Linked DNA regions of Homo sapiens: region 1 is linked to region 2. Evidence: read pairs that join two places in POLR2A ChIA-PET (ENCODE). Cell type or tissue: PC-9. All regions are shown on one strand.

Region 1 (2,500 bases), 310 kb after region 2:
TATTGAGACCTTTGATGGTTTTTATTGTTGTCATAGGAATTACAACTTAGAAATATGTTTCTATGTGCAAATGTTTTCTATTTATTAATGGTAAAATGTCCAATATAATTGATAGCCCTTAGAATTTGATTTAGAAATAGGCAATTCAACAGAAATATTTTAGATTTTAAAAATATAAATTTAATACAAATATGACTTTAGCAAAAATGAAAGTAGGTAGTCAGTTCATTCCTGCTTAAAACCCTCTGATGATTTCCCATTGCAACCAGAATAAAATCCCTTCTGATTTGGACTTCCCAACCTCATCTTCCCTCATTCTCTCACTCCCTCATCACAGTCAGCCACACTGGCTTCCTTCCTGTTCCTCAGACTTGATGAGCTTGTTTCTTTTTTTTTTTTTTTTTGAGATGGAGTCTTGCTCTGTCACCCAGGCTGGAGTGCAGTGGTGCAATCTCGGCTCACTGCAACCTCTGCTTCCCAGGTTCAAGTGATTGTCCTGCCTCAGCCTCCTGAGTAGCTGAGACTACAGGTGCATGCCACCATGCCTGGCTAATTTTTGTATTTTTAGTAGAGATGGGGTGTCACCATGTTGGCCAGGCTGGTCTCGAACTCCTGACCTCAGGTGATCCACCCGTCTTGGCCTCGAAGTGTTCTGGGATTACAGGTGTGAGCCACTGCACCCAGCCGTTAGCTTGTTTCTGTTTCTGTGCTCTTATGCTTGGTTATTCTTAAGGACACTTCACCCTCGGTTCTTCCCACGTCTGCCTCCTCCTGCTTAGCTCAGATAAGTTTGTCAGAGGAGTCTCTTCTGACTACCCTAACTAAAGCCCTCCACCTTCCCACCTTTACCACATCATCCTCTGAAGACCTGGAAATATCTTATTTAAGAATATGTTAACTTGTTTCCTGTCTGTCTGGTTTACCATCAGGTCGCAGCATCTAAATCTGGCAGACTTACTTAGTGTACTATAATGCATGCACTCTTTTTTTTGTGGAGTGGGGACGGAGTCTAGCTCTGTCCCCCAGGCTGGAGTGCAGTGGCGCGATCTCGGCTCACTGCAAGCTCCACACCATTCTCCTGCCTCAGCCTCTGAGTAGCTGGGACTACAGGAGCCCGCCAACACACCCGGCTAATTTTTTTTTTTGTATTGTTAGTAGAGACGGGATTTCACTGTGTTAGCCAGGATGGTCTCGATCTCCTGACTTCGTGATCCGCCCGTCTCGGCCTCCCAAAGTGCTGGGATTACAGGCGTGAGCCACCGCGCCCGGCCGCACTCTGTCTTTTAAGCAAAGTTGAGCAGATGCTTAACTAGAAATCTGATTTTATGTAAACCTTAATGAACATTTAATTCAAGGAACTAATATAAAGTATGACATTAAGTATAGTTACATTTTACTGCTTGATTACAGCACATTTTCTGTTTGCTTTTTGATTTCAGTTAGGCATCAGTAAGGCAGAAGTTACACTTAATATGTACTGGTGTTTTGTTTTGTTTTGTTTTAAGTCTTGCTCTGTCACCCAGGCTGGAATGCAGGGGCGTGACCTCCACTCACTGCAACCTCCGCCTCCCAGGTTCTTGTGCCTCAGCTTCCAGAGTGGCTGGGACTACAGATGCGTGCCACCACGCCCAGCTAATTTTTGTATTTTTAGTAGAGACAGGGTTTTGCCATGTTGGCCAGACTGTTCTCAAACTCCTGACCTCAAGTGATCCGCCCACCTCGGCCTCCCAAAGTGCTGGGTTTACAGGTGGGAGCCGCCGTGCCTGGCCCCAAGTGATTTATTTTATTTTATTTTATTTTATTTTTTTTGAGACAGAGTCTTACTCTGTTGCCCAGGCTAGAGTGCAGTGGTGTGATCTCGGCTCACTGCAGCCTCTACCTCCTGGGCTCAAGCGATTCTCCTGCCTCAGTCTCCCAAGTAGCTGGGACTACAAGCGTGTGCTACCATGCCCGGCTAATTTTTGTGTTTTCAGTAGAGACACGGTTTCACGACGTTAGCCAGGCTGGTCTCAAACTCCTGACCTCAGGTGATCCACCCTCCTCAGCCTCTCATAGTGCTGGGATTACAGGTGTGAGCCACTGCGCCTGGCCCCCAAGTGATTTTTGAAAAGCAAATTGCAAAACCATTTTAAAATTTAAAACTATGTGATCTTTTAACATCTGATACTCTACTAAAATTTCTTTAAAGTGAAAGCTTACAATTCAATGTGTAAACTACTTTATAGTCTGAAGTTTAAGATAGTGTTGTTGGATATCTTGAAAAATTTTTATAACAATTTATTGTTAGAAGAAAAACCCCATACTCTATTCCTAGAGCAGTTATCATGGGAGCAAAAACAAAGCACAAGAAACCTGGTATCTTAAAAGTTATTTTCATGCAGAGGATCCCAATCCCCCATTCCCTGTTAAGAGTATTAGAGTTTATCCTAATTGATTCGGGAGATGGGGAAGAGAAGGTACAGAATAGACTTTCTGCTCTCATTGTTGAGGTTATTGCTGT
Region 2 (2,500 bases):
GTCAGAAGCTGGCTGTGTGGCCTCGGCAAAGTCCTGTCCCCTCTCTGGGCCTCAGTTTCCGTGTAGTTGAGGAGAATCTTTCTGGCCGGGAACTTGCCTCAACATATCTCCTACTGGGGCATGTGAGTCCTTTGCTCTGCTTGAGAAATTATCCTGAAAACCATTGGGTTATTTTGTGGATCTCACCTGGATGACCTAAAGGGTGTGGATTTCAAGGGCAGAAGAAAACTTATCAGTCCTCACGGTGCATGAAATTCCAGCATGCTCCTCTAAAGGGGACCCTTGAAACAAATAAATTTCAATGGATGATACTCAAAGGATGTGTGGGAAGAGCGTGGCTAGAGAAGGCTGGCTTTGAGCACTTAAATGTTGCCTGGCACTTTACACACATTGTCTTATTTCCTTACTCTCTTTGTGACCTTGAGGAACCACTTAACTATGCTGTGCCTTAGTTTCCCTATCTGTGAAATGGAATGTGGTTGAGACTGTTAGTTGTCCCTAAGTATCTTCCCCTAGTTCCATAGTAATGAACTTGTAGCTGAGCATAGGACTGTCTCAATAAAAAGTACATTTCCCAGCCTCCCTTGCAGTCAGATGTACCCATGTGACCAAGTTCTGGCCAACGGGATGTGACTGTAAGCTATGTGGCTGATTTCCAGGTTGTACTTTATTTTATTTTATTTTATTTTATTAGTTAATTAATTTATTTATTTTTGAGAGGGAGTCTTGCTCTGTCACCAGGCTGGAGTGCAGTGGCACAATCTCGGCTCAGTGCGACCTCCACCTCCTGGGTTCAAGTGATTCTCCTGCCTCAGCCTCCCAAGTAGCTGGGATTATAGGCACACACCACCATACCCAGCTAATTTTTATATTTTTAGTAGAGACGGGGGGGTTCACCTGACTAGGATGGTCTCGATCTCCTGACCTCATGATCCCCCCACCTGAGCCTGCCAAAGTGCTGAGATTACAGGCATGAGCCACTGCACCCAGCCTGTACTTTATTTTTTTAATTATTAATTTTAATTTTTTTAGAGATGAGGTCTTGCTATGTTACTCAGGCTGGTCTCGAACTCCTGGCCTTAAGTGACCCTCCCACCTTGGCCTAGAGTTACAGAGGTGAACCACCATGCCCAGCCAGGCTGTATTTTTTTTTTTTTTTTTTTAGAGACAGGGTCTCACTTTGTTGCCCAGGCTGGAGTGTTCTGGCTATTTACGGGAGTGATTCCACTACTGGATCAGCACGGGAGTTTTGACCTTTCCGATCTGGGCCATTTCAGCCCTCCTTAGGCAACCTGGTGGTTCCCCTCTCCCAGGGAGATCACCATGTTGATACTGAGCTTAGTGTAGGCACCCGATTGACACAGCGCACTACAACCCAGAACTCTTGGACTCAAGTGATTCTCCCGCCTCAGCCTCCCGAGTAGCTGGGACTTCTGGCTCACACCACTGTGCCCAGCCTAGGTTGTACCTTAAAGGGAAAGGGTATGCCATTCCCCCTTTCCTTTTCCCACTGGCTGGAATGTGGAATGTGACACCCTAAGGAGGGGAAAATAGCAAGTTAGCAGCCCGGGCATGGGCAGTGGGTGTCTGCACTGTCAGCCCCAGCCTAACACACTGGGTGTGAAGCCTCAATGTGTTGAGACATGTAAATCACTTACCACGGGGCTTGGAACAAAGTTGGCATTCTGAAATTGTGAGCTGTTTTATTATTACCATCAACGTTATGATTATAATCATCACTCCAAATGGGCCTGTGCAAGAAGGCCTCTTAAGGCCCATTTTTCAGATGAGAAAATGGAGCTCAGAGAGGTTAAGCCCCTGCCCAAATGATCCCAGGGGGAGGGTAGCAGAACCAGATCTGCCAATCTGGGGAAGGAGTAAAGAGAAGCAGTAGAGGGTGGAAGGGGGAGCAGTCCCAAGTCCCCATGCCAGCCCCATGCAAGTCCCCATGCCAGCCCATACCAGCCCTGTCTGGTTGGTTTAAGGGGTTTTCTTCAGCGGGTCTAGTGCAGTGGGTCTTAACCAGGGACACTTTTGTACCCTGGGCGACATTTGACAATGCCCGGAGGCATTTTTTTTTCTTTTTGCTTTTTCTTTTTTTTTTTTTGAGACAGGGTCCCGTTGTCTCCCAGGCTGGAGTGTAGTGGGCGATCTCGGCTTACTGCAACCTCCACCTCCTGGGTTCAAGCGATTCTCGTGCCTTAGCCTCCTGAGTAGCTGGGATTACAGGCGCCCGCCACCACGCCCAGCTAATTTTTGTATTTTTAGTAGAGACAGGGTTTCACCATGTTGGCTAGGCTAGTCTCAAACTCCTGACCTCAAGCGATCCGCCCACCTCGGCCTCCCAAAGTGCTGGGATTACAGGCGTGAGCCACCGTGCCCAGCCCTGCATTTTCAATCACCGCGACTGGGAGAGGAAGCCAACCGCCGGCCCTAGTGGGTGGCAGCCAGGAATGCTGCTCGGTACCCTACAGCGCACAACACGGCCCTTGCCAGAAAG

What was found. Peaks named below come from ENCODE experiments on the same cell type or tissue, not always from the same donor. Only the 100,000 strongest peaks of a DNase experiment are listed, where the experiment ranks them.
Region 1: POLR2A ChIA-PET joins it to region 2 with 16 read pairs; 2 of 35 experiments call an interaction of 5 or more read pairs at or near these places.

What each region holds. Positions count from the first base shown.
Region 1 is chr20:50,740,575-50,743,074 of GRCh38, forward strand. All of the region lies in intron 2 of PARD6B (par-6 family cell polarity regulator beta), which reads left to right. Among named protein-coding and RNA genes, the nearest start is that of PARD6B, 10 kb to the left of the region's middle. In PC-9, no CTCF peak of the experiment used is centred here; DNase peaks (open chromatin) are centred at 342 and 1,527; H3K27ac peaks cover 2,500 bases.
Region 2 is chr20:50,428,027-50,430,526 of GRCh38, forward strand. It overlaps the pseudogene RN7SL636P. Among named protein-coding and RNA genes, the nearest start is that of PTPN1, 81 kb to the right of the region's middle. In PC-9, no CTCF peak of the experiment used is centred here; no DNase peak of the experiment used is centred here.